Regions from separate parts of the Homo sapiens genome. Here region 1 is linked to region 2. A link is a contact called in ENCODE Hi-C data. All regions are on one chromosome and are shown on one strand. Each heading gives the region's core, a stretch centred on a gene start or an enhancer-like site at or near the end of the contact. The rest is flanking DNA. Distances are from core to core; before and after follow the strand shown. Region 1 overlaps LOC124902479 (a long non-coding RNA gene). Region 2 holds the start of FAS-AS1 (FAS antisense RNA 1).

Region 1 (5,919 bases), core at 3,070-5,569, 2.0 Mb before region 2:
TGGGAAATGGTATAGCTGGCCTTCTGGGTCTAACTCCAGAGCCTCCGCTCTGCCCATGTATTATTCCACAGCCATGAATTCCCTGCAAGGAGTGCCTGGAATGGAAAGGGGGTGAATTCTCCTGGCTAATTACTCGGATATATTCATCATCCTGGTTGAGTAGATATTTGCAAAGCTATTTTATTAGATATAACTGAAAATATTGCCTCATAGATTCCCCCAACCCCACCCCAGAAAGATAACAGATATAATGCAAATAATGACATTGCAAATTACCACTGGGGTTGTCTAGACCCTTCTTCCAAAGGCCACCATCAATACATTCTGGATTCCTTTTTGGGAACTGACTTCCAAGCAACGTGCTCACATGTTGAAGATTCTCAGCATGGAAAGATTCCCCTTTCTTCTACTTCCTTTTTTATAAATCCTGGATTTATTAAGCACATCCTGTGTGACAGGCCTTGTGTTAATTGATGAGGATTCAGCAGCAAATAAAATGGACACGGCCTGCTTTCACTGTGTTTTCAGCCTATCAGGGAGGAAAGACATTATAGGAATATTAACAATAATATGTTTTGATGGAGTAATACAGGGAGCTCCGGGATCATAGAGCTGGGAGATTTAATTCAGTCTGGGGCAGTGGTACCCAAAGTGTGGCCTGCAGACCAGCACTATTGAGAATACCTTGGAGGCTGTTTAAATGCAAATTCTTGGGCCCCATCCCAGACCTACTAAATCACAATTTGGTGAAGGGGACAGAGATGGGAAGAGGGAATTTATAGTTGAAAAAGCTCTCCAGGTGATTCTCATGCATACTGAAGTGTGAGAAGCCCTGCCACCCGGGTCTGCATGGTCTAAATAGGGAAGTAACATTTACTCAGTCTGGAAGGGTGAGTAGGTCAGATGCAGGAAGGTGAGAGAAGGCTGTTCTAGCCTGAAGGGAAAGTCTGTGCCAAGATCAGGAAGTCCAAGAAAACCAGATCCATGGGAGGAGCTGGTGGTATGTGGGGAACACAGGGGTTAGAGATGAGGAGCCATAGAAGGAAAAAAGAGAAACAGAAGGTGGGAGAATGGGATCCTATGAGCTCTCATAAAAAATAAGGTGAGGAAGGAATAGTAAGATGAAGTGTAAGTGACCAAACTTACACTAATCTTATAATAACCCAGCTGTAAAAGCAACATCATAATTTAGAGAGAGTCAACATCTCTGAGGCTACTCTTAAGAGAATTAAGGACTCCATGAACATTTGCTGTTGAGCTGTGTGTGGGAAGAACTGCCAATCAGTCCTCACTCCCTTTCCCTTTCCCACAGAAGCAGACACTCTGAACCTAAATTAAACCAGTTTGAGTTAAATGAGTTCTTCCTGGTCTTTCTAGGGAGCATTTGTTAATGGGTTGCCCCAGGTGGAACCAGAGGGCTTAGTTGTCTTGCCAGGGAGAAAACAGGTGTCTCTCAATGTGAATTCAGACCACACTCTCCCTGAGACAGTCCATGTGCCTAATTTAGCAGGTCCGTGACTAAAAGGGCTGCTATGCCTGCAGCTTGAAATTAAATGGAATTGTGGCCCAAAGGAGCCACATCTATCCATGGTGATGGTATTAAAAAACAAAACAAAACAAAAAGATTTGGGTGGCAATGGGCATTTCTGATCACCCAGCAGCGCTATTTCAGACTGAAAGCAAACTTGAGGCCTTGCATGGGGAAGAAGGATGAATCCAAAGAATAAGACTTCTCCATGTAGGTAAGAATGGGGAGTCCAGGTGCTGTGGCTTTCGCCTGTAATCCCAGCACTTTGGGAGGCCAAGGTAGGAGAATGAGGAGTTCGAATTCAGCCTGGGCAGCATAGCGAGACCTTGGCTCTACGAAAAAATTAAAAAATTAGCTCAGCATGGTGGCAAGTACCTGTAGTCCCAGCTATGTGGGAGGCTGAGGCAGGAGCATTGCTTTAGCCTGGGAGAGCAAGGCTGCAGTGAGCTATAATTGTGTCACTCCACTCCAGCCTGGGCAACAGAGTGAGAGCCTGTCTTGAAAAAAAAAAAAAAAAGAAAAGAAAAAGAAAGAAAGAAAAAGAAAAGAAAAAAAAAGGGTGGGGAGGTGGACAAAAATTTAGACAATACTTAAGGTGATTGGGGAGGGGGCTCAAAGTAAACCAAGTCAGGAGTGGGAGAGAACCAGGGAGAGGAACTCACTGAGGAGAGGAGTCTAAGTTTTCAGGTACCCATACTGTGAAAACTCAAGAAAGTTAAAAGTAAGTGAGACCTCTAGCCTTACGGAATGGCATGGTCAATGTCAGAAGAGAATTGGAATGAAGGTGGGGGTCCTTACCTATAATTCCCTCTGACATTGACTTACTGTTCTGTGCTTTCATGTGTCCATGTCTACAAAGCCTAGTGTGGAGAGTGAAAAGGCAGAAAAATGGAGCACTGCCCACCTGTATCCTTATTTGATACAGAGGAGAAGTTGCACATCTTTGCGTGTCTGCACCCAGTGGATTCTGAGTGACCAACCAGTACCTTTGGAAAATAGATCCCTGGCAGATGTGGTAGAAGGAGTATTCCCGGAGGGTAAACTCTGGCTAAAAGTGTAAAACCAAACCCTTTTCTTACCCCATAGTTTGGACAAAATGCCCTCTGAAAGACAATAGGGGAGGCTGGACATTGGGGTAACAACTGATTGCCTTGCTGTTGCCTTGCCTCTCTAAGGAGAGGACACTTGGCACTCCAGGCCTTTGCAGATGCACATCTGAAAGTACAGAACACATGATCCCAGAGATCTGGGGCTTGCATAGCCACCTCCTCCTCAGTGGTCATTGACTATCCAGTTGGTCAGCACTCCTCACTGAGCTCTCAATATACCCAGAGCAGGAGGGCATCTAGACTCTGTGAAGATACAAAAGATAAAAAACAAGAAGACTTAGCTTCTTGGAGGAACCTGTGCACAGGGCCTAGTGGTTTGTGGGTGTTTTGTTTTTAATCAGTGACTTTTCCAGTGACAGTTTCCTTGATATATTTCAGAATCTGCTCATTTTGTACTGTTCTTCCCATCCCCCACAAGGAAGGAACAGATTCTTTACCCCCAAGTAGGGTTGCCAGATAAAATCCTGGACATACCATTAAATTTGAATTTTGAATAAATATCAAATAATTTTTTCATATAAGCGCGTCCCAAATATTGCAGAAAAATCAAATTACAGAGTGTCCTGTATTTTCATTTGTTAAACCCTACTCCCAAGGGATGCCTGTTTCTATTCTTGTGAGTGGTTCATTTTGGTTCTTTCTCTTAGGTTGAGATTAACTGGTGATCACTGGTTTTATTACATATGAAAACTTTCGGCACGGTCTTTACCGAAATGGAGGAAAAAAAGTGATTCTTTCTTAAGTTCTTTGGTTAGACTATTCAATAGGCACATTTTTTGTTCTTATCTAATATGGCAGTCTAGTAAGAAAATTGAGGAAAAATGCAGGATTACTAGCTCCCCATGAACCCCTTTCCTCCCTCTGCCCAAGTCTTAACTATACAGCATCACGATGTAAATGGAGGTAGACAAGGAGAGCACAGATGACACCAAAGCAATGCAATCTGAAACTATCAAAAGTTCCACTTCTCACACCACAAACTCCTTTGTTGGTTAGTTGTGAGTGGGTATTTATAGAACTAGCACTGTACTTTCATTTTGAGACAGCAGCTTGCTTTTAGCCTGAGCAATAATTAGATAAATTATTCCCTTCACTTCAGATTATTAGTGACTAAAACTCTGCCTAGAGATTTTTGAAACTTTGATCAGCATAAACTGGAAAAACAGTCACTTAAATGCTGCAAGTGATTTTCCATCTTGTAGGAGGTAGAGATATCAATAATCCTGCCAGGGTAGAGTCTCTCTTTATCAGACCCACCAGCCAGGTATCTTTTCACAAATGTAAAGCAAGTACCTACCCATTGCTTCTTGCTGGAAAAACAAAAAGAGGAAAGTATCAAGTTACCATCAAATGGGATGTTGTTCAGACTAGAAGCTCATTGTTCTGTTTGGAAATACAAACTGTGTGTTTGCTAGAGTCAGAGCTGCTTCTCTGCATACTTTTTTGGTCCTGGGGCTTGCTTTTTTGGGTCCAAGCTGAAGAATTGGATATAGAAAAGAGAAGAAAAGCATGAGATCCAAATCTCATGCTAAAGGAACTGGATGGAGTTTGGCACAGCTTAGCTCAGACTGGACCACTGCTGTCACATGCACGTTGTTATTTGAGACTGAATTACACAGAATGCACTGATGTTGGACTCTGATATGCAGTGATGTAATTGTCATGTTGAGGCCTACAGGGCAAGGCCACCCCCTAGTGGTAGGGGTTGGGATTGCTTCTTATGGAAGAAAAAATTACCACTGAATCATTCCAAGAAAAACCAATTATATCATGATTAGGTTAAACCTTAAATAGCAGTGGCTGAAATACACAAGGGTGTGCTTCTCTTTCTAAAAGGACATCTAGAAGTAGGCATTCGGAGCTATTCAGGTAGATCCTTGTTTCCCAAGGACTCAGGATTCCTTCTTCCTGCTTCATTAGCCTCAATGAATGGCTTGTTCTCAGGGTCACAGGATGGCTGCTGGAGCTCCAGCCATCATATCCACATTGAAGCCTAGAAGGAAGAAAGATGAAAGAGGAAAAATTAATAGCATGTGTGAGTGTATGTGTATTGGAGTGAGACCTCCTCACTGATTCTCCCTTTAAATAGCTTTTCTGACATTCCCCCAAACACTTCCACAGCTGGCTGAGGAATTGAGAAATGAAGCCTGTTATCTGGGCACTTTACCCTCCTAAGTAAATCAGGGTGCTTTTTACTAAGAAAGCGGGGGAATGAATGCCAGGCAGCAGTAGTAGTTTCTACCTCTCTGGGAAGCCAGCCTGAAACTAGAGGGACAGAGAAGTCTTTTCTCTCTCAAAGCCATTTGACAGCTGGGCCCAAACTTTCTGGTGGCAGACATGTGCTGGACTCTCATGTGGAGCTGGACCTGCTACTGAGAATGGCTCTGGTAGGTGTGTTTCAGGTAGCTGCTTTGCCAAAAGTTGAAATTACCTTTGAGGCTGAGCTTTCCTTCCATTATCCATAAGCCTTTGAAGAAGTTTTGTTAATTGTCTGGTGGTGATATGGTTCGGCTGTGTCCCCATGCAAATCTCTATCTTGAATTATAGCTCCCATAATCCCCACATGTTGTGAGAGGAACTAGGTGGGAGGTAATTGAATCATGGGGGTGAGTTTTCTCGTGCTGTTCTCATGATAGTGAATAAGTCTCATAAGATCTGATGGTTTTACAAAGGGGAGTTCCCCTGCACATGCTCTCTTGCCTGCTGCCATGTCAGACGTGACTTTGCTCCTCATTCAACTTCTGCCATGATTGTGAGGCCTCCCCAGCCATGTGGGACTGTGAGTCCATTAAACCTCCTTTTCTTTATAAATTACCCAGTCTTGGGTATTTTATTAGCAGTGTGAGAACAGACTAATACAATAAATTGGTGCTGCAGAAAGTGGGGAGCTGCTGTAAAGATACCCAAAAATGTGGAAGCAACTTTGGAACTGGGTAATGGGCAGAGGTTGGAACAGTTGGGGCTCAGAAGAAGGTAGAAAAATGTGGGAATGTTTGGAATTTCCTAGAGACTTGGAGGGCTCAGAAGATAGGAAGATGTGGGAAAGTTTGGAACTTCCTAGGGACTTGTTGAATGGCTTTGACCAAAATGCTGACAGTGATAGGGACAATAAAGTCTGGGCTGAGGTGGTCTCAGATGGAGATGAGGAGCTTGTTGGGAACTGGAGTAAAGGTCGTTCTTGCTATGCAAAGAGACTGGTGGCATTTTGCCCCTGCCCTAGAGATCTGTGGAACTTTGAACTTCAGAGAGATAACGTGGGGTATCTGGTGGAAGAAATTTCTA
Region 2 (5,534 bases), core at 3,035-5,534:
AAAAAGTGCTAAGGCCCCTACATAGACCTAAGGAATCAGGATCTCTGAGAATGGGGAAGTACCCTTGGTGATTTTGAGGTTCATCACAGTTGCAGGGCAACTAGGTTAGAGGAAGCAGAATCTGAGGTTAGCAGGTTACTACATTTACATGTGAGAATATAAGAGTTTTATAGACTAATGGCATCTGTGTTCAGCACTTGCAAATCAGAATTTGACTTCTCATGAAGAAATAATGACCCTTCCAAAAATAAGCTTGAAGATAAGAGAAATGACCTTTGGTAGAGGAAATGGGTAATGTAAGGGCTATAGAGTCCTAAAATACAGCCCCAGAGCCCTTACAAGCCCAGAGGGGCCACGTGGGTCATACAAGAATAAAGCAACCTGGGATAAGGGACTACAGAGAGAGGGAGGGGCTTGGGACCAGCTCTGCCTGTGGCCACTACCTGTGGGCAGTATAGGCCCAGGGTTTTTTTGTATTATTTTTATTCGACAAATAAAAAAATTATATATATTTATGGTATATAACATGATGTCTTGAATTATGTACATATTTTGGAAGATAATTATGTACATATTTTGGAAGATAATTAGCTAAATCGAGCTAATTACATTGGGCATTCCTTCACATACTTATCATTTTCTTTTGTGTGTGTGTGGCGAGAACACTTAAAATCTACTCTTAGTAATTTTCAAGTATACAATACATTGTTATTAGCTATAGACATCAAGTTGTACACTAGATCTCTTGAACTTATTCCTCCTAACTGAAATTTTGTATCCTTTGACCAATATCTCCCTAAATCCCCCAACTTTGCCCCCAACTAGCCTCTGGTAACCACTATTCTACTCTCTACTTTTATGGATTCAAAACTTTTAGATTCCACATATAAACGAGATCATGCAGTATTTGTCTTTCTGTGAGTATAGGCCCAATTTTTAAAATCAAGCCTGAAACCTTACAGACATTCACATGAAAAAAAACAACAACAACCAGTTAATTAGGACCAATGATCTCTGTGAGAATGGCTAAAAACCAAAGCTAAATCCTCAGCAAAAAAACAAGAGTCTTCACCCGCATACTCTGACTTCCTCTCGCTCTCTTTTTCAAGATATCTGCCCTCACAAATAAAAAGTATTCACATTTCTCATATCTTATATTTTTATAGCCTCACAAAACACAGAGGTGAATAGAAACACAATGCTGCCTGACTTCATTGAAGGACAGGCTATCATTAATGAATCCAATGTCAAATTGTCAAATTTACTCTAATTTTGCCAGTTTATCCCAGTCCATGCCTTAACACAACCTATAGTAAGCTTGCTCACTTTGCTGGGCTGAGTACATCTGCTGATTGAATTTGTAGTCAGATTTGCTAATTCACAAGGCTGGCCTTGCTCTAAAGGTATGATTTTTTGTTTCTTTGTTTTCTTTGTAGACGGAGTCTCACTCTGTCGCCCAGCCTGGAGTGCAGTGGCATGATCTTGGCTCACTGCAACTTCCACCTCCCAGGTTCCAGTGATTCTCCTGCCGCGACCTCCCGAGTAGCTGAGATAACAGGCACGCCACCACACCCAGCTAATTTGTGTATTTTCAGTAGAGTTGGGTTTTTGCCATGTTGGCCAGGCTGGTCTCAAACTCCTAATCTCAAGTGATCCATGATCCACCCACCTTGGCCTCCTGAAGTGCTGGGTGACAGGTGTGAGTCACCTGCCCAGCCTAAAGGTATAATCTTATACTAAATTCACTATCATTTCTACTTAGTGGGACTCAGGCTAGTTGTCCTATATAACTATGATTGCCATTTCTAAATGTCTAAAGATGGGGTGACTGGGCTGTACAACAGTTTATTTCAAATCAAGAAAGCAGTTGTGATCAAAGGGAAGAACCACCTCATTTCCTTCCGGGGAAGGTGAAGTTACCAATCTTACAAAAGTCAATTTCTCTCTGATTTGGGCTTTACTACTCACACTGTCACTTCAAAGACAGTAAAGGTAGGCAAGTGGACTGAAGATTTGTTCCTGCTTGAGACTGAATTGAAGATATTTAATTGGTGTTAGAAGTAGAACTATATAAAAAGCTAAAGACTTTTTTTAAAGCAAGGATTTTCCAGAAAATAAAGAGGATTTATTAAATGTTATTTTTCCACTTTTATGAATATATATATACATACATAGCAAAAAGAAAACTACACACTAAGGCTATTGTAGTGTTGTACCTTATAAGGAAGTACAAGGTACAACATATAAAATTATGTTGCTTTTTATCGTTTTGAATTATTTTATTATTTTTCATCACAAGTCCTAAAATTTTAATATGTAAGTTCTATGAGTAATTTTTTAGTAACAAGAAAAAGTCATATATATATATGTATCCCAGTACATTTAAGAAATGCTTTTTTTCAATAGTAAATTATAAAAATAAGTAATAAATTAAAAAATAAATAATAAAAATTATAGTAATCCCAGCTCATTTAATAAATGCTCTCTCTATAATGTATCCAATAAAAAATATGAGATAAAAATTATGTAGAAATAGAAAAAGGTTTGTGTAACATGCAAAGGAACAAAAAACAGACTATATATAGCTCAAATTAAACATGCAATTATGTATATGTGTAGACAAGGCTAAGAATTTATAAGTAAAATCAAAATTCTTTACATTAGTGTGGTGAGATAAAGTATAAATGTAGTTTTTAAATATTTGCTTTTTGTTTCACATCATGTGGTCATTTTTTCTATATTTACCTATTTAAAAATAAGAAAGGGATGGGTTCACTGTCCTAAATTTGGTTTCAAGTTGCTTTTTATCAATTTCAAGTTTTAAATTGTGTTATTTTATTTTTCATCATAAGTAAATAGTCTTTAGTACCTATTACAAAACATGTGCTCATCAAGGGACTTTTGGGGCCCAAGATAATTTGCCAAAAGCAATTAACTTCCTAGGGGCTTTCAAGTGGGGGGATTTCCTTACTTAGGTTTCAGACCATCTCTTAAGAAACAGTTATTCTCTCAAACTGGCAGTTTACTCTGGTAATCTGGCACCCCTAAAGCAATGTAGTAGCCTTCAAAGAGATTCCTTTGAAACACTGACACTTCTCCTATGTGTCAGTATAAGAGTATTCAGAAGGAAATTACTTGTCCAGTGTCTCAAAGAGCTTACTCAGAGACAACGTCCAAATTCCAGAACTTCTTTGCCTCTAATTTGCTGCTAAGGGTGGTAACTGTATTTCAGGCATGAACATTAGAGGATTTTTCATCAGTCTAACTATAGCTGGTAGTGGGGGTGCTGCCATTTATCAATTTAATTTTTGCTTGCAAACCTGGCCATCATTTACAAATTTGTGTTTTTCCATCCTGGTTGCTAATGTCTTAATTCATATTTTATCATTTTATTGTATTTGTAAGACTTCTCAAGTCCTTTGTGATGTAAATATGGCCCATTAAAAATGAAAATAAACAGCCCAATATGTTCGTTAGGTTGGCTTAAGAAAAATTATTAAATTACAAATTAAGCTACAAAAATAAATAAATATTCCATTTTATGCTCTTTGGGTTGGTTTAAGAAAAATGATTAAATTACAAATTAAATAACTGTTCTTTATTTTCCCCACAAAACTATTCTGTATGACTGCTTGTAAATACACAGCTTTATTTTCCAAAGGCCCTCTCCCTTTCCTTTGACCATAAGATAACCATTCTACAAAATGTAAAGGAGAGCAAACTGGCTGTCCAGTGATTGCCTGGCCAATGTCCTAAATAATGCAAGACAAAACCTGTTGGGGCCCAATAAAATAAAAATCCATGGACTCTTAGAGGCTTCGGAATTCAAATGAGCCTCATGGATCCACATCCCTTCAATTAGCAAGCTGGCATTTCTGAGCGAGGGACTTTCCAAAACAGGCTGCTCAAGTTTCTTGGCCAATAACAGGGTCATGCACAATAAAAAAAAAAAATGCAACCCACAGCTATTTCTCAAATTAATTTGTAAAGTAAGTTTGACTCTTTTTCTGTCTCCTTTAGAAATTTGTCAACTTTTTGGGATTTCAAACTTTTTTATTGTAAGTGTCGGAGTAAAAACACTCAGAAATAGGAAAGAGAAAACTAACACCAGGAAGGTTGAGAGAAGGAAAGAGAAAGAGAAGCAAAAGGGGTTAAGGATGGGGATACTTGTTGACTATAGTTATCACCAGAGTCAGAGGACTAGGGGAAGAGGGGAAAAGCAGAAAACAGCTCCCCACCCATCTATGTCCAGCCCATTAATAGAATTAAAATTTGCTTCTGTATTCCAAGTAATTAGCACTTTGCATCTATTTTATTTATTGCTACTACTAAGAAAACATAACCGTGAAGGCATAAAAGCAAACATTTTCTGTAGACACATGAGGTGACACAAGAGTGTTGAAACTTCTTTAAGGATAAAGGCCTGATGTTAGGCATGTCGTGAGCGCAAAACCAATTTCTGTGTAACTAAATTTAAAAGAGTCATATTAGAGGGGAGAAATGGAAGATAAACTGCAAAACGTAAACAATGATTACTTAGGTGATAGAGTTATGTCTGATCTTTGTATTTGACTCATCTGCATTTATAAATTTTATTTAATAAGCCTTAATTTCCTAGGCCATATATCATATACAAATATAAGTTATACCTAACTTATAGGTATTATAATATGTATATATACATAAATGTATGAATATTTACATATGCGTGTGTGTGTGTATTCTTTCAGAAAAGCAAAGTTTTCTTCGGGCTTTAAACACGCAGCCTCTGGTAAAGGTGCTATTGGTACAAAAGTTCAACAAGCATAGCTCCAAGCTTTGACAATTTTCTTACACTTTACTAATACTGCTGTCCAAAAACTATGAGATTTTCAAAGCAGCCAACATTGCAGTGGTGCAATGGTTAATAACAAGAGAGAGAAGAGTGTGGCCTGAGGTTGTATAAATGTTTTCTCAATCTTGAATCATTAATTTTCTCCAAGGAAGTTTCTAAAGAATCCCAAATAGTGCACACTATTTCTGAAAGGAACAGGATTTTTTTTTCTAATCATAAAATGGACCCAGACATCTCAGCCTCTTGGTGTAATCTGGATATCAGATGCAATCAGCGAACAGCCTGAGTTTTGGAATTAGATCTGAGTTCAATCCCATATCTCCCATTTACTAGCTGTGTGATCTTGGCTGAATTACTGAAGCTCTCTGAACCTCATTTCGCCATCTGTAAAATGGGGATGTGGTTATCTTCCCCACTACATGGCTCTCGTGAGAATCCGCGGAGATCACATTTGTAAACACTTCTCTCGCTATGCCTGGCACTTTGTTGGGGCCCAATAAAATAAAAATCCATGGACTCTCAGAGGCTCCGGTACTCAAATGAGCCTCCTGGATCCACGTCTCTTTGATTAGCCATCTGCAAGCTGGCATTTCTGAGCGAGGGACTTTTCAAAACAGGCTGCTCAAGTTTCTTGGCCAATAATAGGCGCCGGGTTCTGTGCGGTGGGAACGAGTACCACCAACCCCAGCAGGAGACCAAG

The links. A loop is a pair of places that touch in the nucleus more often than their neighbours do. Pooled maps may share reads with other maps.
Region 1: a loop to region 2 is called in a pooled map, with 3 times the contacts of the local background. The contact joins the enhancer-like site here to the promoter of FAS-AS1 in region 2. A Hi-C loop is called at or near these places in 4 of 37 single-sample maps with no recorded cell type and 3 of 50 pooled maps.

The regions. Positions count from the first base shown.
Region 1 is chr10:91,004,856-91,010,774 of GRCh38, reverse strand. All of the region lies in intron 1 of LOC124902479 (a long non-coding RNA gene), which reads left to right. Among named protein-coding and RNA genes, the nearest start is that of LINC00502, 38 kb to the left of the region's middle. Within about 2 kb of position 4,319, at least 8 of the 41 ENCODE cell types and tissues checked have a DNase peak (open chromatin) inside an H3K27ac peak, as active enhancers do.
Region 2 is chr10:88,991,725-88,997,258 of GRCh38, reverse strand. It overlaps FAS-AS1 (FAS antisense RNA 1), which reads left to right and starts at 4,284. Exons shown (of 1, transcript NR_028371.1): 1 at 4,284-5,534. All of the region lies in intron 1 of FAS (Fas cell surface death receptor), which reads right to left. RefSeq lists an enhancer at 5,526-5,534.